6 separate regions of the Homo sapiens genome follow, and all the other regions are linked to region 4. The links are chromatin loops, found by intact Hi-C in ENCODE. Cell type or tissue: endothelial cell of umbilical vein. All regions are shown on one strand.

The links. A loop is a pair of places that touch in the nucleus more often than their neighbours do. Peaks named below come from ENCODE experiments on the same cell type or tissue, not always from the same donor. Only the 100,000 strongest peaks of a DNase experiment are listed, where the experiment ranks them.
Region 1: it touches region 4 in a loop (4-fold over the local background); 2 of 110 quality-filtered maps call a loop at or near these places.
Region 2: a loop joins it to region 4, with 21 times the contacts of the local background. A loop is called at or near these places in 47 of 110 quality-filtered maps.
Region 3: a loop joins it to region 4, with 10 times the contacts of the local background. A loop is called at or near these places in 42 of 110 quality-filtered maps.
Region 5: a loop joins it to region 4, with 13 times the contacts of the local background. A loop is called at or near these places in 7 of 110 quality-filtered maps.
Region 6: it touches region 4 in a loop (4-fold over the local background); 7 of 110 quality-filtered maps call a loop at or near these places.

The regions. Positions count from the first base shown.
Region 1 is chrX:22,321,812-22,325,811 of GRCh38, forward strand. All of the region lies in intron 5 of PTCHD1-AS (PTCHD1 and PHEX antisense RNA), which reads right to left. Among named protein-coding and RNA genes, the nearest start is that of CBLL2, 51 kb to the left of the region's middle. In endothelial cell of umbilical vein, no CTCF peak of the experiment used is centred here; DNase peaks (open chromatin) are centred at 1,930 and 3,570; H3K27ac peaks cover 1,738 bases.
Region 2 is chrX:22,746,700-22,750,699 of GRCh38, forward strand. All of the region lies in intron 3 of PTCHD1-AS (PTCHD1 and PHEX antisense RNA), which reads right to left. Among named protein-coding and RNA genes, the nearest start is that of DDX53, 250 kb to the right of the region's middle. In endothelial cell of umbilical vein, a CTCF peak has its summit at 1,916 (motif pointing left); a DNase peak (open chromatin) is centred at 1,892.
Region 3 is chrX:22,190,486-22,194,485 of GRCh38, forward strand. PHEX (phosphate regulating endopeptidase X-linked) reads left to right here. Exons shown (of 22, transcript NM_000444.6): 15 at 1-17. PTCHD1-AS (PTCHD1 and PHEX antisense RNA) reads right to left here. Exons shown (of 12, transcript NR_073010.2): 12 at 2,520-4,000. Among named protein-coding and RNA genes, the nearest start is that of PHEX-AS1, 20 kb to the left of the region's middle. RefSeq lists an enhancer at 2,093-2,352. In endothelial cell of umbilical vein, a CTCF peak has its summit at 2,412 (motif pointing left); a DNase peak (open chromatin) is centred at 2,406.
Region 4 is chrX:22,133,966-22,137,965 of GRCh38, forward strand. All of the region lies in intron 12 of PHEX (phosphate regulating endopeptidase X-linked), which reads left to right. Among named protein-coding and RNA genes, the nearest start is that of PHEX-AS1, 37 kb to the right of the region's middle. In endothelial cell of umbilical vein, a CTCF peak has its summit at 2,134 (motif pointing right); DNase peaks (open chromatin) are centred at 946 and 2,356; H3K27ac peaks cover 2,807 bases.
Region 5 is chrX:23,316,072-23,320,071 of GRCh38, forward strand. No RefSeq gene overlaps it. Among named protein-coding and RNA genes, the nearest start is that of PTCHD1, 17 kb to the right of the region's middle. RefSeq lists a silencer at 2,150-2,319. In endothelial cell of umbilical vein, a CTCF peak has its summit at 2,257 (motif pointing left); no DNase peak of the experiment used is centred here.
Region 6 is chrX:22,079,311-22,083,310 of GRCh38, forward strand. The region is part of intron 5 of PHEX (phosphate regulating endopeptidase X-linked); the gene reads left to right. Among named protein-coding and RNA genes, the nearest start is that of PHEX, 49 kb to the left of the region's middle. In endothelial cell of umbilical vein, a CTCF peak has its summit at 2,366 (motif pointing right); a DNase peak (open chromatin) is centred at 2,401.

The sequences.
Region 1 (4,000 bases), 190 kb after region 4:
TAATGGGTACAATGGTAGAAATTGCATATGTTCCCTTTGAATATGTGGGATAATTATTAAGAGGGCTAGCTGAAAAACATCATAGTATTTTGTTTGATTTAAACTACTGGTCTCAACTAGGGACAATTTTGCTGCCAAGGGGACATTTGGCAATGTGTAGAGACATTTTTAGTTGTCACAACTGGGGGCTAGGAGCAGGGATACAGAAGGATGCTACTGGCATCTAGTGGGTAGAGGCCAGGGATGCTACTAAACATCCTAAGGTACACAGGACAGCCTCCACTACAAAGGCTTTTTGGGGCCAATATGTCAATAGTGTCCGGGTTGATAAACCTTGGCTTATACCTTCTCTTCCTTTCTCGGGACCTTTCTGCCCTGTCTCTTGATGCCCTGGGTCCTCGCAACCTAATCGTGTCACTGTGTCTCGTGGCCCTAATTGCTGTGTTTGCCCACTGCCTAGAGAGCACCCCATGCCTGGTTTTAACCTCCACAGTGAAAGCTAACCATGAACATTCTTCAGTTTGTGGAATCCTGGCTAGTGGGAGCAGGAAGGGCCTTTACAAGCTTTTATAATCTGCCTTCTGACTCTTCAGAGTAAAGAGAAGTGACTTTGCTAAGATCACACAGCTACCCCCAGGCTGGTCTGGGGGCTATGGCCCTGGTGGCCCTTTTCCCAGCCCTCTTCTGTTTATACTCACTGCTTTTGGTCAAAAAGGGAAATACAAGCTAACAGCTTGGACAAGGGCAAGAATCAGATTGACTGGTCTCGTCCAAACAGGGATGTAATTGTGCACTTCTCAGTTTGCTGGGTTGCTATGAAAACACGTTTTTCAGAATTTCATCCTTTGGGGCTTTCTCAAGGGTCACTGCTGGCTGCAAGTTATGGCCGATGTACCTTACTGTCCTCTTAGAGGGGATGCGGTGACTTGACCAGGTAAAACACAATTCTAAGCAGGTCATTAGAAATGAAAATTTGGGGAAGGCAGAACTGCCACTTCTCTTTATCTCAGGCCATGTAGTCAGCTGTGCACTAGGTCGAGAAGTACCTGAATCTGGGGTGGAAAGGAGCGTAAACCCAAATCTTCTGCAATAAAGAGCCACAATTTGAGACGATTACAAGGCAAACTGGGGCAACTTCCGTGTATTCTCTCCTTCACCTCTCCCCAAACAACCACATTTTATCAGTGAGCCAAAGTGTTTTTGGAGGAGAGGGAGAAGGGCTGGACTAATGTTTTTCCAAGTAAGGTCCTTTGACCTAGAGGCCTCAGAATGGCTTGGGATAGGTGTAAAAATGCATATTCCCAGCCCTTCCTAGATCGACATTTACTAGTTCTGAGCGGGGGGAGGCAAACACTGAAAGTATTATTAAGCTGCCAGGGCATCCTTCTGTAGTTGTAAGTTTAAGAACCACTGACCCAGACTCTTGAATAATAAAGCTTTTTCTCCCTGAAACAATTCCACAAAGTCAGAAGCTTTTGGACAATGCGTGAATCTCAGAGAGAAAACCTGCTACTAAAAAAGAAAAACAAAAAAACCTGGCTCTTTTGGTCAGATATTATGGTCATAAGGTGGCTGAGTTGGCTTGGAGCTTTGAAGATGTAAAGGCCACAAAGCATCAGGCTTTGCTCCTTTTAAAGTTTTGAAAGAGTTGGAACTGACCTTCTTTTGCTCTCTTGGCACCTTTGGACACCCTTTGAGGAGACCTGTGAGTAAAGAGAAAGTTTTCCTTGGGGGCTGCTTATTACCTACCTCTCCAAGGGCCCTGAAGGTGCCTGCTCACTGATCTACCTTGAATAGATATCTACATGTTTTAATTAAGAATACTCACAGGCGTTGACCACGTTCCTCATTTCAACAGTAATGCTCCTTGGTTTTTTTACTTTCCCCTAAGCATGAATCACTTTCCAGGGGCGATGACTCTTCATCTATGCAGCTAGCCACATTTCCTGGGTTGGCGCTTCTGTTTATTTACTTGTATTTTGTTGGACCAAGTTTTAAACACAGCCCTCCTCCTTTTCCTCTTTCCAAAACCCTTAGCCACTTGCAGAATGGAAGCTGTCATGCTCTTTTGTTACCCCACTATCCAATAAGCACAACGCTTCCCTAAGCATAGACCATGTTCCCTTTTCCTTTCAGAAAGAGATGCAGAACACAAATTCTGCTGCTTTGTGCATATAAGCTGTGTAATTATCTGACCTTAGGTGATCGTTGCTTTATTTTTTAAATTTTGGAGCGGAGAGAAAAGTGAAGGGTGACAGTACCCAACTGAGTCCTACAAACTCCTCTAAAACAAATTTCCAAATTTTGAGATCAATCAGATCCACTAGCTAGTCCCTTATTCTCTGCTGTTTGTCTGCTTCCTTACCCCAGGACCTTTGCACTTGCTCTTCCCAGCTTCCTATGCTCTTCATCAGATATTCACTGGGCTAGCCCTGCTCATTTGCTTCCTGCAGCTCTCTGCCCAAATGTTCCTTCTTCATGGAGGCCTTCTCTAACCATCCATCCCATGGTGCTCCCTCTTCTCCTTTCCCTGCTTTAGTTCTCCCCACACATGACAAATTCCGTACAGTTCTCTGTGTGCATTTCCCCCACCATAAGGCAAATTCCCTGAGGGCAGGGTCTTGTCTGTTCAATGCTGTAGTCTCAGCACCGACACCAGTGCCTGGCATATAGTAGACACTCAAGCAGTACTGGATGTGTGAATGAATGAATAAACGGATGTAGAAATGAGGCCCAAACGACTCTCTTCTTTGTATATAAATTCTTCCCAGAACGAACATGCATGTAAGGAGAGAAGTCATGAGCTACAGGAGTCTGATAAAGATGGGCCTTCCACCTACCTCTAAGCCTGTGCTGATGGTTTCTCTTCACTAGCAACTGCTGTGACCAGAAACCATGGGAGGCTTCAAACAAATAATAACAGAGAAGAATCCTTTCACTTTCATTGGTAGAAAACTTCAGATCAAGCAGGCATAGCAGACGCTGTCTGTTTCTGCCTACTGAACCAATATTTGAATCTCAGGATTCACTATCAAACAAGGAAGATTGGGCAAGATATAAAACTAAACACATGTATTCTTGGCCTCCATTATTAACATTATTTCCTGCAGAATATGCCACACTCAAATGCATGCATCTTTTTGATAACGCCACTTTTCCACACACGGCAACTAAAGAACAGGATTACATGTGCGTGTATTTATAATATATGAAAATATATATACGGTACAGGGACAAATCATTCCTTATTGTGGGTGTTATTGTACATTTGGAATGTTCAGCAGCACCCCTGGCATCTACCCACTAGAAGCCACTAATATCTTCCTCTTAGTTATGACAACCCAAACTGTCTCCAGACACTGCCAAATATCCTTCGGGGGATGGGTCAAAATCACCCCCAGCTGAAAATCACTGAGTTAAACGAAGAAGACAGACTCTCAGGACTTCTGAGTCAGTAGGCCTGGGATGGGGCCTGGGAATATGTGCTTTAAAACAGTTCCCCCAGTTAAATGTGATAATCTGCTTGAGTTGAGAACAACTGCCCAATTTATTCTCCTTGGTGATGACAGCATGTTCCTCATTCTAAGGTCCTGGCAAGGATCCAGTTTTCAACTAACTGAAAGTGGAATGTCAGAAAAATATACATCCAAGAAAAAAATAGAGGAAAGGAAGGTATTGCTATTTCCCTTCCACTTTTCCCTCTCCGTGAAGTGAGAGACACTGACTCTGACACAAACTAAATTGTCAAGTGACAAAATCGGAAGCAGTGTTGTCTCACACATGAAACGAAGAAATAAATAGAAATGGAAGTGTGTGCTTTTAACAGTCCGTAGACACCCGGGCACTCTGACTGATACCATGAGGAGACCCGGGACTTTTGCTCAGTGTCATAGTGATGGAGTTTAGAGCAGTCCCTGACAAAGCAGATAATCAACAGTCCATGGAGTTAAGAATCTAAAAGGAAAACGGCAACTCAGAAGACGTGGCTCTAACATTTGAC
Region 2 (4,000 bases), 610 kb after region 4:
AAAATGGCCCTGTTCTCTGTAGAAAGAGGAGATACCTACTTTTAAACATCTCTTAAGGGGAAAAGTCTAAAATCAAGGATACATTTCATGGGAGGGTGAGTGTGATCTGTTTAGAATATCAGCATTTAGATTTTAAACTGCATTTGAACATTAGGCCACACTAATGCCCACTAACTTTGGAGGGTCATTTACTTTAAAAGCAACTAGTTGAAAGATTAAGTAATTTAATTTGATAGATGGCTTTGTGCCTGAATGTGCTTTAACACCTTTTGATCCTAATTGCCTATATTGAAGGTGTTAAGTTTGACTTGCTAAATAAAGCCTAGAAGGAGTTAACATTTCATTTGAGTGACCTACAAATGCCCCCCAGCCAAGCCTCTTGGAGTGCTTCTAATGGATGCTAAATTATACAACCCAAGTGATTAGCTATTTTAGATACTGAATTAGTAAGGATGCTAGACCATAAGCTCAATGAAGAAAAGAGCTGTACTTATCTTATTCACCTTTCTACCTTAATATGGTGCCTTGTACTTACTAAGTGTTCAACAAAGTTTTCTTGAATAAATGAACACATGGCAACCTCCATTTAAATGACTTTTATTATTCTCATATGAGTTAAGATGGGAGAAGATTTGGCATTTAAATGGTTGGCAATCTAAGGAGAAAATACTATCACGCATCTATCCTTTATCTTCAGTGTGAAGTTATAAAGTCAGAAAGCTACCCCACTCTTTTCTGGTCCATTTACATATTCATATCTGGGAAGTGAGAAGCAAGAGAAAGTTGAAAGACTGCAAGATGTAAGAGTGATCCCTAAAAGAAACACTTCACCCATACAAATACTTGCTTAAACTCACTATAGTCTGTTCTTTCAGAAGAATCCGCGTGAAGGAATCATGGGACTTCAGGTCAGAATGAATTTTGTAGGATATTCTTTATGCTATGCTAGGGGAAAAAGGGAGTTTAGACAGTATCAACTTCATACTCGCAGCAAGTAAGCAACAGCTAATCAATCACTAGAGATCATCATCTTTTCTTGGGGTGAACACATATTATCTTATTGGTTTACAAGTGGTGTACCTCGGTTAATTTTAGATTTGAGGTCAGTCTCAACGTAGCGATGACTTAGCAAAGTGCAAAATAATAAAAACCTAGCAACGTGGACATGTTTTGCATAATCATTGAATTTCTATAGGACTCAGGATTCTCCCAGATTGTATATCAGTCCTGACTTGGTCTTGTTAATTTTTGATATCCACCCTCCATCCAAATCTCATTCCATTAGACTCGGAAATGTTGAAATGTTGTCTGCTAATATCTGGGTAATCATTCTTCTGTGCTATATAAGACTGTCAGAATTTGTATTTTTGCTGTGATGCTTGCTATTCCCAGTTCACAGAAACCTAAAGTGTTATCATCAACATCTGACAGTATGAACTTCAGGGTTTGTTAGAAAAACCACTTAAGTGTGTGAGATAAGGAAAAGGAGAAACAAGGGCTTTGACTTGGCTGTGTATAGATAGTGAAGGAAAACTCCATAAATGGAAGATCCAATCATTTTGGAATTTTACTTGAAGAGAAATTACAAAACGTCAGCAATTTTAAAGCCTCAATTCCTGACGCCTTCTATCCAGTTCAATCAATAAAGCTATGCTTTAACTGGAGCTCAGGACATCCTGGGAATATCCAGATTGTCTCTCTGATTCTCTGCCACTGCTCTGTGAATAAGAACTGCCAAAGATTTCTTACATCGTTAGCACTCACTGGCCCACTCTGACTTGCTCTTCTGGCTCTTTACGAATGTATATGCTTTGCCTGAAATTGGAAAGCACTTGCTCTTAATTTTCTCTGCATTAAGCAAGTGTTTCCCTGGCAGATGCAGTTTGCGCAGGCATATTTTTAAGCGCTCCCCCTGCTGGCAAGTCTGTGTAAACAGTTTGTTGGCCTCTCTAGGCCCTGGCTACTATTAAAGCCACTTCACCTGTCAGCTTAGGAGAGCTGTCTGTGATTCCATAAGGCCCCAGTTAGGCACTCACATTTACAGAAGGACAGGAGCAGCAATTTAGCCTTTAACTATTAGCTTGCCATAACAGATTGCATTATCAACAGCCGCTCCAACACTCAGAATGATAAGATGCAACCTGGGTTCATTTCAGGGGATGCTGAGGGCCTGCTGAACATGCCAACTTTGCCTTATAGGAGATAAAAAGCTTCTCCTTCAGTATCTGTACTTAACAAGGTTGACCATCTTGCTTTTGTCTGCTTTATCTCACATACTTTTCTTATTTAATAAGCAAATGTGATGTTAATAGGTATTAACATTGGCAACATTTTCAGTTTTTCTTAAGTGGTTTTAAAAAGGATCACAGAAAAAGGACAAAGTCTAAAGGTTGTGTACTAGAACACAAGTAGGCATGCTTTGCATGATAATTAAATTTCTATAGGACTCAGTATCTTCCCGATATGTAGGAGATAAGTCTGAGGTATTTTTAGAAAAAACAGGCTGGGCACAGTGGTTCACGCCTGTAATCACAGCACTTTGGGAGGCCAAGGCGGGTGGATCACAAGATCAGGAGTTCGAGACCAGCCTGGCCAACATAGTGAAACCCCCGTCTCTACTAAAAATACAAAAATTCGCTGGGCGTGGTGGTGCACACCTGTAATCCCAGCTACTCAGGAGGCTGAGGCAGGAGAATCACTTGAACCCAGGAGGCGGAGATTGCAGTGAGCCGAGATCTCGCCATTGCAGTCCAGCCCGGGTGACAATGTGAGACTCCATCTCAAAAAAAAAAAAAAAGGAAAAAGAAGAAACATTTAAAAATCTGAGGCTGATGGAATAAAATATTTATTTCGAAAGGGGGCAAAATGTTGCCAGTAATTAATAACATGGGTTCTCCAGAGTATTACTAAACATTGCAAATTTGAATGGTTTGACTTTGTTTCATAATCCTTTGCTGAATAAACAAATTTATGTATATTTATATAAGAAGGCTTACTCCTCATTCATGGATTCATAAAAGGAAGTACATAGTCTTAACTGTAATAATCATTTGAAGGCCACAGGGATGGAAATCAGCAGACCTGTGTTTATGTTCTGTCCTAAACTATTTTTTGTCTTTTTCTAAAGCCACTTAGTGGGCCTCGTTACCCATATGTAACAGGCAAAGATGGTAAATCCTAAGGCCTTTGGCAACTCTATAGTTTGGTGATTATATAATTACTATAGAATAAAAAAAAAAAAGTAGTTTGTAAAAGCACTGCTTCTACTCTGTCTTCAGTCAGATTCCCTGAAAGGAGAGCCTGAGATAAGGATTTTTTTGTAAGTTATTTCCTGAGGGTTTTCGGGAGAAACCTGTCAGGAAGTGGGTTTAGAAAGACAGGGCAGGGGAAAGAGCCGAGCAAAGATAAGATTTTAGAAGACTAGCCTTAGCCTGATCCCACAGGGAGCTCTGGAGCATCAACTGTATCACTGTTTTTCCCACGTTAAAGAAAGCAAGCAAGGTGGGCTTTTGTATCTCCATATTGATAAGACTTTTGCCAAGGAGCACACTGGGAAATGGAGGCAGAGCTTCCCAGACTTTTGTGAATGGGGCAATCCTCTGGAGAAGTGAATGTGAACTGTTAGCATTCAGCACCACAGAAGCTAGGGGGTAGGTGGCCTGGCCTGATAAAGGGAATCTGGATGAGGCACCCATAGCATCTGTTGAATACTATTTCTTCTTTTCTCAATCTAACTTAAATGTCAAATAGTATTACCAGGTTACAAAACATTCATATTATTTATCTCACTGGACCTTATAATTTTTCACACAGTAGGCATTTGATAGATAAAAGTTAAAAGAACTGCTTATTGTGTTTTACAAAAAAGGAGAAGCTCTTATATAGTTGGAAATTACTTTTGTTACTATTTAATTTAGATAATATATTGTAGGAAATGGTTATTCGATGAGAAAGCAGAAAATGGAACTCAACAATTAAGGCTTCCTGGAAAAAAAAGTTC
Region 3 (4,000 bases), 57 kb after region 4:
ATCCACCAACCAGATCCGTGAGTACGGGTTCCTTGTCTCCTTGGTAACCTGGTATAAAATGCAAAGAACTTTTCCATGACTATGATGGAGGGTAAGACATTTCTTATTTCCCCCAAAAGTGGCAGGGTATGCTGGTGAAGGAAGGTTGTTCTCCTACCTATATGCCAAATTTTCCTCACTCTCTTCACCTTACCAGTTTTTTTTAAAGCTTTATGTCACCACTGATTGAAAAAAAGTCAACTACAGTAAACCAAATTAAACCATAATGAAGTTTGCCATGAAAAGGAGCAAGTTTCCACTTTCCTTTCATAATGGCCTTACTGATTTTGTCCATGCCATTTTATTCATTCCTAGGATTGGTGGGGAAAACAGCAGGTAACTGAGCAGATTGTAGAACCTGAGCGGACCATCTGTATGTAAGAAAGAAGCTTGGAAATATTCTTATTAACGCTAGGAAGTTATGTCTTGAGGTTTTCTACTTACATGTATCAGGTATATGTAATTAAAAATACCATGATAAATTTAAAAAATTATTATTTTTATTATTTTTTAAAGACAGAGTCTCCCTCTGTCACCTAGGCTGGAGTTCAGTGGTACGATCCTGGCTCACTGCAACCTCTGCCTCCCAGGTTCAAATTATTCTTGTGCCTCAGCCTCCTGAGTAGCTAGGAGTACAGGTGTGCACCACCACGCCCAGCTAAATTTTTTTTATTTGTATTTTTAGCAGAGATGGGGTTTTGACATGTTGACTAGGCTGGTCTCAAACTCCTGGCCTCAAGTGATCTGCCCACCTTGGCCTTCCAAAGTGCTGGGATTACAGGCGTGAGCCACTGCACCTGGCCTTAAAAAATTATTAAGATCTGAATGGCACAAATAAAAAGTCTGACAGCTTCCAGCCTTGGCAATAAGGACACATACTCACTGCTGGTGGAAAGATAGATGGGCTCATCCACTTTGCAGGGCAATTTGACAATATCTCAAAAAGCTGAAGTTGTGCATGCATACCTATGACCATGATGTGTGCTCCTGGAATGTGCTCTAATGTTGTGAGTCTTGAAATGTGGTCCTTGGACCTGCAGTAATAGCATCATGGGGGATCTTGTTAGAAATGCAAATTCCCAGGCCCCACCTTAGGTCTATTGATCAAACTTTGGATGTGGAGCTCAGAAATCTGGTGCAATAAAACCTGCAGGTGATTGTAATGTATGCTAAAGTTTGGGAACAGCTGCCCTAGAGAACTCTTGCACAAGGCATAAAGAAGCCCATGCAAAAATGCTCATAACAGTATTATTTATAATAGTAGAAAAAGCAAAATAACCTACATATTCCTCTGCAGGAAGATGAGTCACATGTGGCATATTCACACAAAGGAATACCATACAGCAGTGAAAAATGAGCAACATATATTAACATGGATGAATTTCACAAGTAAAACAACTTGGGAAAATATATCAAGTATGATACTATATAAATAAAGTTGAAAATCATGCAGAACAATTCTACACATGGTTTGGAGGTCCATCCATTTGTAGTGTAAGTGTAAAGACATTCATGAGAATGACAAACACCAAATTCCGGTTGGTGGTGGCTTGTCTTGGGGAGGGTGGGCCACTGTTGCTCAAATCCTTGCTGGTTTCTCCTCATCTCCCATATCTCTTAATGATGGCATGCCCCAAGGCTCAGTCTGCACCTTTTCTGTTCTCTTCTCTCCATCTTTGCTCACTTGCTTGGTGATAACATCTAATCTCATGGTTTTAATCACATTTCTACAGTGTTGAATGCAGGGGATGGAATTTATCACCCTTGTTCATACCACTACTATCTCCCACCTGGATTATGGTAATAGCCTCCTCATTGGCCTCCCTGCTTTTGTTCTTACCCCCCTTCAGTCTATTCTAAATATAATATTGTAGCGATTTTAAGACGTTTTACAATCACATCGTGTCACTTCTTTGCTCAAAAGCTTTTATCAGCATCCCATCTCACTCAGAGAAAGAGCCAAATTATTTATAATGGCCTTAAGGTCTGTTATCTTTCTGCCTGTACCTCCTGCTACTCTCCCCCTTCCTCCCTCCTTCTGTTCCGGCCACACTGGCCTCCTTCGTGTTTATAGAGCACACCTGACACGCTCTGCTCTGGGAGCATTTATACCTGGGGTTGGCTTTCTCTTGGAAAACTTCCCCAAGTGACCTGCCTGGTTTATGCTCCCATTTCCTTCAAATCTTTATTCAAAGGCCAGGCCACCTCCTTAGGGAGGCATCCTGCCTTCCCTCTGGCCAGTTGGCCAGTCTGCCGTGGGTCCTCCATACTGGCCGTTGTTCCTACAGGACTCTGGTCAGAGGACAGCCGGAAGGCTGTGGCTGCTCACTACCAGCTGGCACATCTTCTTAGAGCCGCCCTCGTGTGGCCACTGTTAGGAATGGCAGTTTCTGCCCGACTTCGGTCTGAGAGAGAAATGAACAGAAAGACGAAAGACAAGCAGATGGCGGGATTTTTTTATTTATACATTAATTTACATAACCAAGTAAGTTGTTAAATATTTTGAATGTCACTTCTTACTGTATAAATATTCATTATCACGAAACTACCATTGCTTTCTTAAGGCCCTAAATGCCAACTTGAGAACTAAGTTGCATATGTTATATGGGAACTTATGATATTTGAGTTATTAATTATAACTAATACTTATAATAATTTATTATTAATTATAATCACATTTAGGACATTCTATTGGGAAATAGAAATTGTTTAGATTATTCACTTAAAAACGTTTTATTGTCTAATATTTGGTACATGCAAAAGAACATGTAACATTTTGGCACATATAAGTTATAAAGAATATATGAAAACATGACGAAATTAATATGTGCCTACGACGCCCTCACCCCATCAGGAACCATCCCTCCCTCTCACCACAGAAGTAACACTCTTCTGATTTGAGGGTTTATCATTTTTGTTTTGTTTTTTTAAAATAAAACTTTATTTATATAGGTATCCCTAAAGAATATGTTGTTTATTTTTACTTGTTTCTTAGTATAATAAAAATGGTATCTTACTGTATGCAATCTTAAACAACTGCGATTTTTCAGTCAACATGTTTTTAGGATTTGTTCGTGTAGCATGTGGTGGTAGGTTGTTTTCATGTTCACTGCTGTATAATATTTCATGACTGTACCCCCAGATTGTTTATTCTTCTGTTGTCCAGCCTATGAGTCCCCACACCCAGGTTTTTGCTTATGAACAGTGCTGCTCTGCATATTCTTGTGAATGTCTCTTGGAACAAGTGTCTGAGGGTATACATCCAGGAGTGGAATTATTGGCTGATAGGAAGAAGTTATCTACCAGATAATATCAAATGTTTTCCAAAGCTGGTGTTCCAAAGTACAGAAGTGTTTCTGTTGTTCCTCATTTTCATCAACTCTTGGCATTGGTAGATTTAATTTTCACCAGTCTAGCGAGTGTAAGAGATCAGCTCTGATGCAAGAAAAGCCGACGTTTCCGCATTCACTTTAAAATGTCACTGAAGGCTTACTGCTCCTTGGGGTACTTAAGTGTGTCTAATAATAGTTCCATCTCCAGGGTTCACCCCTGCTCAGCCTTTTTCTTGCCTGGGAAGGGCTAATCCTATCAGAGGTTTACTGAGGAAGAAACCATTTCAGGGTAACCCAATGGTTTCATGAAAGCTCATGGGCAGAGGGTTTTTTTTAAAATGAACAATTTGAAACAGTATTTTAATTAAGAGATTCAAGCTGTTTCTGTTTTCCTAATGACCAGTGCTTGCTCTCATTGTAAATTACATTCCCAGGCAAGATGACAAGGAATCCTTTGGGTGACTTTTTTTTCCCCTCTCTCCTTTCTGATTTTCTGGACTACAAATTAAGACAGGTGGAGTTTCTTCTTACACACTTCCCCACCGGGTTTCCTGGGACTTCCCCCACCCTACAACTGCCTTCTTTTTGCTTCGCTGAAGAAGTGAAAAATTGAGGTGATTCTCTAAAAT
Region 4 (4,000 bases):
AGGGAGCAGCTGGAACAAGAGCCCCTAAGACACCAAAACGAAGAAAACCCATATTGGCCACATGTCCTTCTGCTCTGTGCATGATGCATGCAAATGTCCTGGGGCAAATCCTTTCCTGTAACCAAGCATATCTCCTTCCCGACCCATCATTTGGCACAAATGACCCAAATAGTATACTGATAAACTGCAGACCAGTGTTCTACCATTGCTTAGGACTACAAACGTATTTCCTAATAGAAGTGGACACTTGCTGGGCCTTGTAAAATTTTCTGATACTATGCGACACGATAAGGGAACAAAGGAGAAAAGTATTGACAGCCATGCTGTTTAAAAGTAGAAAACGGGCTGGGTGCAGTGGCTCACGCCTGTAATACCAGGACTTTGGGAGGCTGAGGCAGGTGGATCACTTGAGGTCAGGAGTTTGAGATCAGCCTGGCCAACATGGCAAAACCCCATCTCTGCTAAAAATACAAAAAAATTAGTCGGGTGTGGTGGCATGCATCTGTAGTCCCAGCTACTCGGGAGGCTGAGGCAGGAGAATCGCTTGAGCCTGGGAGGCGGAGGTTGCAGTGAGTTGAGATCGTGCCACTGCACTCCAGCCTGGGTGACAGAGCGAGACTCCATCTCTGAATAAATGAATGAATGAATGGGATCCATTTTGAATTCCAGAGATTCTGATAGAGCTGGAATTCAAGTGGGTGGAGCATACCTGCTAGACTCTTGATGGATGCTTCTCTGCAGCTGAGCATTTCTTGTATCTAGAGGTATTTTTGAAAGCTTCCTGAGTATAACAATCACCTGGGTTGCCTGGACGCTCTGGCTTTCTGGGCCCCTTCCCAGCAAGGCCTGGGTTAATGGATCATGGATGCAGGCTGAACAGCTGTCACTTTAGCCAGTCTCCGGGTGATTGTTATCACTAGGCAGGTCTGGGGAAACACTGCCTGGAGTCATACTGAGTCATACTGAGCACAAATATTTTTGCCTCAGCGTTCTGGGAATGCTTAACCTTGTTGAAATGAGAACACGTAGAGTTTTAGCAAGGATATTTTCTAGTGCTTTAAACTCATGGTACTGGAGATGGATAAACATTGCCATAGATACTTTTGTCAGTAGATGTGAAAAGGCGTTTGTTCAGTGTTTATAATGAAGGAAGAACTGGGATGGTGGGTGGCAAGGCAGCGTTGGAGGAAGACAAAGAGTAGGTTTGATTTTTTGTTTCCCCTTCAAAAATCTGTCAAAGCTGTCCTCAGTCACATAAGGCACAGGCTGATGAAGGCAAGAGCACATGGGCTGTGATGGGAAACTCTCCAGATGGTAGACAACTTTCAACACCAACATATTGTTGTTTTATGAAGGCTTCATTTATTTGCTGAGCTAGCTTGTGGTATGTGGAACAGGATGTGTCTTGCCCTGGGCAGTTGAGCGCTTAGTGTATTAAGGGCTCTTTATCCTCGCCTGACCCCACATGAACCGAAGAGGTGCTTGCATGAATTAGTACAGGACCACCAGGGTGGAGGGTGGGGTGGAGTGTGTGTGTATGTATAGGTGTTGGGGGTAATGTGTTATGAATAGCTGGATGCCAGGGGAATGTTCTGGGAAGTGCAGTCAGTTCTTTGAGCAGTGTGGATTGCAGTTGCCTCAGGGAGCTCTTCTGAGTGGCATAAGGGAGTGGGTGCCTCACAGTTGGCCCTTCTCGGCAAGTGGCCCATGGGTCCTTCTTGAAGCAGGACTATTCTCAGTTCTTCTAATATTAGACATGTTCCTGTTTGCCTCCCGAGTTGCTCTCCAGTCTTCTATTTTATTTCAATGAGAGCTGTCAGTTTTTCTTCTAAAAGCGTTCTTTGAACACTCTGCTTTCTTTGAGCTGAGTTCAACCTGCCAGGAACTCTGCTAGTTCCACGACAGGTACAAATATCAAAGGCAAATTGGATCTCACAAAGTTCCCCGACTGTATCTTGCATTTCAGAGTTCAGAGAAGTTTCTTTAACGAAATGCAAGAAAGATGGATGTTGTTGAAGCAATTTCAGCAGTTCTTTGAAGTGGGTCCTTTCCTGGACCCCAGAAGATGTAAATTTTTTTTTTTTTTTTCCCCTCAAAATTAAATGAACATGCAGTTCTTAAAATGACCTCTGGGTGGAGCTCGTGGTACTCACAAAGAACACTAGCGGCGTTGAAAGCTTTTATGCAGCTTTCTACTCCGGCGTTGTTTTTGAAAAAAAAAAAATTTCTTGCCCTTTTTCTCTGCTGTCCTCGATTTGATTGCCTTTTAATAGTCAACAAGAAAGGAGAGACTTTGCCTAATAATTCCTTGAATCTTAGATGGAAATCTCCCACTATCTTAGGGTTTTGTCTTTCTGATACTGAGTAGCCCCTGCATTAAGAAAGGATTTGCCTGCATTTGAAGTGGAGGTGAATAACTCGCCTGCTCTTCCTGGTATGACTTGGCACTGTTCTTTGGGCATGTGTTGTATGCAGTGTATCACCCAGGCGGAAGATTTCTCATCAATAATAGTGCCCACACTGGGCCAATGCTGAGTCACTTGGCAACCCATTGGGAAAGCTGGAAAAATGTTCTGATTTGTGAAAGGGAGAAGCTTTTCTTTCCCTCACCATGAAGCTCTGGACCGCAGCTAATTACAGAGCCTCCTAAGAAGTGTTAACCTCAGCATTCCATAGTGACCGACCTCCTGAACCGGGCAGGTACAGAAAGCTGCAGTGTTCTGAGGCCTAATACCTTGGCTTTTGTAGCAATGACCTCGTCTCAAAATGGAAGTGTGTGGATGTGGCTTTGTTGTACTCTTTGCTAGGGGTGTTCACTGTAAAAGATAAATGAGGATGCCTCTGCTCCCGTGAAGGGTAAATTTGTTTTCTCTGTCTCCCTGCCTTTTCCTGCTCATCTCTTAAGAGGTCACGAGTAGTTTTTGTATTGTGAAACTGATGGTGTAGGTTTCAAGTGGAAATTTAGTATCGTGAAATAAGCACCGCTTTTTGTTTAGGATTCTCTGTTCCCTGCAAGCATGTGCTCTTATTGTAAATAAGCAGCAAAGGACAGGGCATCTGTTATTTTTCTGGTGACCACAGCTGTTGAATGAGTGTCAGGTGATAAAATAATGATTTTAGGGGTGTCTTCTGGAGGATTTGCCCTTGCCAGAGTAGAAGAGGAGGATCTCAAGGTCGCTACATCAGGATTCTGACTGAGACCTGGCAGGAGAGCGTCAGATCAGGAGGAGCAACTTCCTGAGCTTGGCTTATCTCCAGCTGGATTTGACTATATAGCCAAAAAGCTGGATCCCTTCGGAATTATTTGTTTGTTTGTGCTCTTTGCCCCTGGGACCTAAGTTTGTCAGGTCACATCCAAAGAAAAATAGCAGGATGGGACTCACAGGGAGGTGGCATCCTAATGATGCTCTGAGGGAGTGGCCTTAACCTTGGCCACAGCAGGTGCAGAGAAGTCGGCTGAATGGTCCTAAATTTATTGGCATGTGACTCTCACACACAGGCTTTGAGTGAGGTGGTGAGAGTTTTCTTGCAGAGGGCGAAACAGAGGTGTAGCCCACTTCTTTGGCTTTGTCTCTAAGCTCTACCAGGCCTAGGTACTGGACTTCTCCCAGGTATGCGGTCAGGGCTCTGCTTATATCCGGAGCCTGGTGGTTCTCAAGGTGTGGTTCCAGACCAGTAGCAGCAGTGGTCCCTGGGAACTCATTAGAGATGCAAATTTTCACATCCCCACCTGCTGAGCTCTGGGAGTAGGGCTCAGTGCCTTGTGTTTTACCTGGTGATTCTGCTGCGTGAAAAGGGTTGGGAACCCCTGTCTTGTCCTTACCACTTCACAGCACACCTGCCTGACTTCCAACTGCAGCCTCCTGCATTTTGGCCAAGAGCATTCTCTCCCTGCTACAGCCTGCTTTGCTACTCATAAAGAGGGCCCAAAGGACGGGGAATGACCACACCTTCCTCAGAAGTCCTCACCCAACAGTTGATGGGAGTTGCTGTGTGTGGC
Region 5 (4,000 bases), 1.2 Mb after region 4:
ACACTGATCTGCTGTTATATAGTCCCCTCTTTTCTCCTCTCTGTAGCCAGAAGCTCTAAACTTGTAGACCCTCATGAGGCCTGTGCGTAGAATTCAGGAGTCTCTAACTTGGATGGGAAACTTTTACTTTTGTTCCCTCTAATCTCTAACTGAAATGTGGCATTTCCTTTAAATCAACGTAGGTAACAAACTGCAGCACCACTAGCAGTGCCTGTGACTTTGTCGCCAATAAAATTCAGTTATTTTCATATCACATTTCAGTTGTTGCAGATATCTCAAAATCCTGTTAACACTCACACTACTTCAAAAGTACTGAAGTTATTACAACTGTTGTTACATCTTGTTATTAACATGTTAATAAAGAAGCACCTGTATTACTGTTTCACAAACCTGTTTTTAAAATATATTTTGGTAGCTGTATTTTGATATGATTGATTTCCTTTGTTATCCAGTATATTTTATATTATGCTTTTAAAAACACTTCCTGAGAGGGAATTCATAGGCTTCACCAACCTTCCAAAGCTGTGCCTGGCACCAGAAAGACTAAGAATACCTGCCCTAGTTCCCACCTTTGGTCACATGGCAAAGTGGCCAAGTCTTCTCACTGATGTACAAGAGAAGTTTCCATCTGAGGCAACTTGCAATTCAGACAAGGTTTGTCGTCTAACCTGTCTCCACGCGACGCCCCACTCTGCCCTGCCTCACTGTCCCTAGCAGTGTTTCTTAGCTTTTGTAGGCCATGCTGCCCTTTAATAAACATTTATGCCCACCTTTAATGCTCTCTGAAATGCAAAATCAACACTGTGATTAAAAACCACTCAATAGTCAGAAAGAATGAATAAGACCTACTATTTGATAACACAACACGGTGACTATACTCAATACTAACTGTACATTTTAAAATAACTTAAAGAGTGTAATTGGATTGTTGGCAACTCAATGGATAAATGCTTGAGGGGATGGATACCCCATTTTTCATGATGTGCTTATTTCACATAGCGTGCCTGTATCAAAACATCTCCTGTACTCCATAAATATATATACCTACTATGTACCCACAAATTTTTCTTTTAATTATTAAAAAACCACTAAGTAGGGCAAAGTATTTCTTTATGTTAAATCCCCACATGTCAACTTCACCAGAAATTTCGATTCCCCAATCTCACTAGCAACTGTGGCTGAGAATCACTTCTGAATGAATCACTTCTTTTTTTTTTTTTGAGATGGAGTTTCACTCTTGTTACCAGGCTGGAGTGCAATGGCGCGATCTCAGCTCACCGCAACCTCCGCCTCCTGGGTTCAAGTGATTCTCCTGCTTCAGCCTCCCGAGTAGCTGGGATTACAGACATGCGCCACCACGCCCAGCTAATTTTGTATTCTTAGTAGAGACGGGGTTTCTCCATGTTGATCAGGCTGGTCTCGAACTCCCGACCTCAGGTGATCCCACCCGTCTCAGCCTCCGAAAGTGCTGGGATTACAGGCATGAGCCACCGCGCCCGGCCTGAATGAATCACTTCTAAATGAATTCTACTGAGAGGACAGTAGAAACCACTCGTGTTCTTGGTTACCTCCTAGGTATTTACCTGACTAACTGTCCCATTCCTACCAGTATCCCAGGCTAGGATGGGTTGACTTCTATTCCTAGACTGAGATGTAAGGATGAGGGTCTAGATTGGCATGGGGTGGGCAATTTCCCTTTCTCTTTTAGTTCTGAGATAACAAGCATGGCGTTTCTGGAAAACAAGTTTACCAAGACACTAAAGGGAAAGGCAGAAACCATGTAGAAAATACAGAAGTCTGAAATCAAGCTTGTCTTCAGAGAACAGATTTCTTATCCCAGGGTGACTCCAGTCTGGCTTAACACTGGCCTGGCACTCATCACTGGGCACTCAAGCCCCTGTTATTTTCTTCCTCTCTAACTGGGATGTGAGACTTGGCAACTCTAAACCCTATCCAGAGGGAGTTCACGGTTGGCACAGCTGCTAGGCCTGGCAGGAATCTCAGGCCCTTCCAATGTCAGCTTCCTGAATTCTCTCCAGGTGTGGGCAGGGTGAGAAGAAAAGAGGCCAATGGTAAAATCCGAGAAAAAGCTAACATATGAGAGGCAGGGAGAGGATATGGATCCACGGAAGGGATAGAGAAAGAACGATAGTGGAGAAGAGCTACCCCAAAGAATCATGAAATGAGCACCGTGTGTGGGCCCAGCTGAGTGGCCTTCTCTTTGGCTCCCCCTTGAGGGCACCTCCTGGTACTGCACCTAGCCCCGGACCCCCAGCCTAGGCCACAAGTAACCCTGGCACCCCTACGAGACAAACATACACAAACACACATACACGCACACACATTCCTGCCTGGTCCTCCAAACACTCATTTCCAACCTCCTTCTCCCTTCTCTGAGAAGCTGAAAAAGCTAATCTTCTCCCAATGTCTCTTGAGTGTAGGAGTGGCCATGTGCTACCAGTCTGACCACTCAGATATAAAAGGAAATTTACTGGAGTGGTACTGGAGAAAATATTACGTTTCCTTATTAAAGGAACAGACACAACTTTCCCCTTCCCTCATGTCTTAAATACAGACCTGATGTGTCTAGAACTGTAACAGTTATATTTTGAACAGAGGCAATGACCGTGGTGGGAAGGCCACAGGGATGGCAGGGATGCCAGCCCTGACATTTTTGAGCCATTGAACCAATACCACCAGACATTGGGCTATGCAGGGAAAGGCAATCCTTTTTTGTTAAAGCAATTCTTAGTTAGGTTTCATTACTTGCAGACAAAAGCATTCCTAACTCATATACCAGAATAGTCCTTTCATACCAATATCTCTTCATCAACTCAAAGTAGCCAACTACCCGCTTCCCATACCCATCTTCTATGAGATACCTCTCCATAGCAACCCCTTAACACACACACATACTGCTGACTCAGGTGACACCATTTAGACAGCAATACTAACTATCAGATTCAATGTCAAGCCCTTCTCTTCTGGCTAATTATATCTTGCTCTGACCATACTAGACCCCAAGCTTGTCTCATAACCAGAACTCCCTACAGAGAGTATCCACAATGCACAGGCACCACGCAGCAAGGTCTGTGAAGTTTCTGGCATCAACTTTCACAGTGTATCTCAAGTCCCACTCCTCCATGAAGTCCCCCTTCATCACCCCGACATGAGGTGACCTCCCCCATCTTTGAATGCCACTTATGCCTGCACCCCTCTGTCAGAGATGAACACTTATGGCACTGGCATACATTGGTCTTAGTTATCTTCCACCTCCAGGCAGCCTCCATGTTCCCTCTCAGTCTGAGTTAGATACCCCTAATACCAACTCTTATAATGCCCTGTGCTTCCCTCTACTAAAGTCTTTACCAAACTTCTGCCACCTTCTGTCAACTTCTCTACATCCTCCAGTAAACTATAACCTTCTTGAGATAAGGATGGATGGTGGCTTACTTAGCATGTATATCAGTCCTTAAGTTGGGCCTGGAACGTATTAGTTGCTTTAAAAATATATTTGTGAAATGAATGAAGAATATTAACTCCCCACCAAGATATCAAGCTCCTTGAGAACAGGAATCTGGACTTGTGCCTCCTTGCATCCCCTAAGTGATGCACACAGTGGGCTTATAATAAATATTTAGTCAGTGATTTGTATAAAGAGGAAACCATGTTTTACTTCAATAACTTTCACTCGACACCTAAGGAACATGATTTTGTTTGTATATACCATATAAAAACATCCAATCATTAAATATGTATTTATAAACATATACAACACGTAGTCAAGAGTGTCAAATGGAAGCTTGGCCTGACAATTTTCTCCCACCAAATTGCTCGATGGTTTGACTTGACCCTACAATTGGTCCTGCATCACACAGACATAGCCTCTATGATTTTCTTATTAGATCGTTGCAAGAAAAATCAGCAGTAATTAAAAGGAGTCACTTCTGAAGAAGCTATTAAATGAAGGAGAGCAAGATGGGGGTGGTCATTACCACAG
Region 6 (4,000 bases), 55 kb before region 4:
AATAGAAAAATAAACTCCCATGTATCCATCAACCCAGCTTCAACAACTCTCAACCTTCTGATGTTATGTTTCTTTCTGCAGTTATGTTTTAATCTAGAGCCCTCCTTTTTTGGGAGGTGGCTAGAACATTTTATAGCAAATTAAAAATATATCATTGCATAGTAAATACTTCAGTGCTTAGCTAGTGGAAAGGACTATTATCACAACCAAAAAGATAATCATAATTCCATAATTAACATCTAATAACTAGTTAATTTTCAATTTTTCTGATTGTCTTAAACATGTCCTTAAAAAAAAAAACAGTTGGTCTTTGATTCAATCTCCAAATAAAAATCACAGGTGAACTTAGTTGATATGTCTGTTTTACTCCACAAGGGATCCCCCTATTTTTGTTTTTTAAACCACATTTATTTGTTGAAGAAACTGGAGTATTTGTCCTGTAAACTGTCTTACATTCTGAATTTGACTGTTTTCAGGGTAATCTAATAGCTGATGAAAGTTCTTGTTTATAGGAGAATCACAGCTTAAAAATGCAGAAGAAATAATAGGAAGCTATCTATTTAAAAAAAAATCCCTAAGGAAAGGATTGATCTAGGCAATTATCATCAATGGCTGCTAAAACCATTAGGTAAATGGTTGATTGGGAAATTCATGATATCAGACCGATATCACCTGAACCCTAATATCAATGATAGCATTGCTAAAAGTGGGGCAACCAGATATTGTGTGCCTCCTGGTATCAGTAGGAAGTGCACACTATCACCAGTGATGTTGTCGTGCCCCCACAATTGAGCCTCTAGTTTTAAGAGGAGCTTACAGAAAACATGGGGAATAGAGAAACATGGTAACCAATTTTTAATAGCTTGCCTTGTATACTTAATATTCAATTAAACTGATCCTAGAAACACTAAAATGTCAATGATAGAATACTTTCCAAATGTAAGGAGGCACCCATGTACTTATTATTGCTCTCTTTTGTCAAGATGGCAGCTTGTTCCAAACTGGTGTTTGAACATTGTTTGGCATTTGAGTGCGGCAAACGTTTGCTTAAGTTCTGTTCCTGTTTGTACCTTTTTCCATGACTGAATATTCACACATCTGAACTAATTGCCTTCCCTCAGATATAATATAATTATAGTCTTCCTGATGACACATTTACAAGAGTTCGAGCATGTATCTGGAGGTGGTAGGAGAAGTTTTATTCTGAGAGCTGCATGAAACCCATTGAACCTGATAACAAAAATTAGCGTACTGGTGGCTGCCAAAGTTGTAGAATTTGCAAGTGTTGCTTTTTTATTCATTTAAAAATAGTTAAAACTATAAAAGACAAAATCTAATTGGATGAACATTTGAAGCCCCCCCCACTTATAGGTTTTGTGGAACATAGTTTGAAAACTACTGGTATAGTTAAAAAACAAACAAAAAAAATAATAGGCTTTGGTATTTAAAAGATTGAGGTTTGCAGTTTAGCTTTGTGATGTACTCACCGAATATCCTCGTGCAAATTACTTCACCTCGCTGATTTCACTTTTCCCATGTGTACGGAAGGGTGAATTAGAATTTACTTTTAATCGTCATTGACGTTCAAATGAATTGACTTTTGTGACAGTTTTCACTGTAGATACTGGTCCACAGTAGCACACGACACAAGGTTCCGAACCTACTCTTCAAGCATGACCCAGCAACTGGTCAGGACCATTTGGAGAATGTTTTTCTTTGACATGTGGTACCCGATATGCCTCTCAGAGCTCAAACTCAGTAGTGCAAGGAATAGGAATTTTGTTTACTCAACCTAATATTTGACTTTTAGCTCCCACCCAACCTTTTGGTGGGAAACTGAACCTTAGTCTAGGCATTTACCTCCCCTCTTGGTGGCCCCATTTCTCGGTCTTTTCCTAGGGTATTGGGAAACTGCAATAACCAGTTATCTGGTTTCTGAGAAGAAACCCACTATGGAACCATGTAGCCTCTTCAAGTGTGCCCCTCTGATGCTGAGGTCCTGCGACTCCCATTCCTTCTCAGATCCTGCCATGTTTTGGGGTGATCAGTTCCTCTGCTCATGAGAATTCTTGACTTCTTTTGCTGCTTGAAAGATCCTCTTTCTGCTCTGGGAGAAATCCCTCTTACCTGAAACTCTCTTCCCTCAATGTCGTTAGGCTTCCTTTTCCATCGAATTCAATTTTCTTCGGTGTGCTTAGCTTTTCTAATCCCACAAACCCACAGGAATAAGAGAAGGGCCTTTTGGGCAGGCACAGCACTGTGGGCATCCTTTTGGGTGAGCAGATGGTGCCTTTGGGTGAAGAGACAGGCACCCTTTCTAAGGGTTAGATATATCCCCATGCCAAAGACATGCAGTTTGGCCAGCAGGGGTCGCTCTAATCTACACAGCGTACTTCTGCAAAGCTCCCCTGTGGCAAAATGATACAGGGTTTGCTACAGGCTTAAATGAGGTAAAGGAATTCCAAAAATAAAGAAAACAACAGAAGTTAGTGACCAAAAACATTATCTTGCTGCACACGTTTGGATTTATTCTATGTCAGGAGATAGTATGAGGATTTAAGGGACAATAAAAGACGTGAGTATATGTGATCCTGAAAGAGTATTTGGAAGGCCAAGGATGTCCCAGTATGTATTACTAGTTAATGAAGACAACAACTTAAAGTCATCATCTCACAACAGCCTGCATTTTTCTGGCTCTCAGCAAAACTCGTAAAAAATGGCAAGGAGAAACTCCAAGAAAATTTGAAAAGTTTCATTCTCTTTCCTTTTCCTTTTTTTCTCAGGAACTGACAGAACATAGAATTTTATTTTATTATTGTTATTTTTTATTGATACGTAACTACACATTTTCATGGTACATGTGATAATCTGATACATTCATATAATCAAATCATGGTAACTGGGATATATCCAATAATGGGATTGCTGGGTCAAATGGTAGTTCTGTTTTAAGTTTTTTCAGAAATCACCAAACTGCTTTCCACAGTGGCTGGACTAATTTACATTCCCACCAGCAGTGTATAAGAGTTTCTTTTTCCTTATATCCATGCCAACATCTATTATTTATTGACTTTTTGATAATAACCATTCTGACTGGTGTGAGATGGTATCTCATTGTGGCTTTGATTCACATTTCTCTACCGATTAGTGATGGTGAGCTTTTTTTCATATGCTTGTTGGTCACACGTATGTCTTCTTTTGAAAAGTGTCTGTTTATGTCCTTTGTCTACTTTTTAATGGGGTTGTTTGGTTTTTGCTTATAAATTTGTTTATGTTCCTTGTAAATTCTGGATATTAGACCTTTGTCGGATGCACAGTTTCCAAATACTTTCTGCCGTTCTGTGGGTTGTCTGTTTATTCTGTTGATAGCTTCTTTTGCTGTGCAGAAGCTCTTTGGTTTAATTAAGTCCCGTTTGTCATTTTTTGTTTTTGTTGCAATTGTTTTGGGCATCTTCATCATGGAATCTTGCCCAAAGTAATTTACAGATTCAATGCTATTTCTATCAAACTACCAATGACATTGTTCACAGAATTAGAAAAAGGCTATTCTAAAATTCATATGGAATCAAAACAGAGCCCGAATAGCCAAAGCAATCCTAAGCAAAAAGAACAAAGCTGGAGGCATCACATTACCCGATTTCAAACTATAGTATAAGGCTGTAGTAACAAAAACAGTGTGGCCGGTACAACTACGGATACATAGATCAATGGAAGCAGCCCAGAAATAAAGCTGCACACCAACAACCATCTGATCTTTGATAAAGTCTACAAAAACAAGCAATGGGTAAAGGACTGTGGTGCTGGGATAACTGGCTAGCCATATGCAGAAGATTGAAACTGGACCCATCCCTTTTATCATATACAAAAATCAACTCAAGATGGATTAAAGATGTAAATGTAAAACCTAAAACTGTGAAAACCCTTGAAGAAAACCTAGGAAATACCATTCCAGACATAGGCCCTGTACTATATTTTGAAGTCAGGTAATGTGATTCTCCAG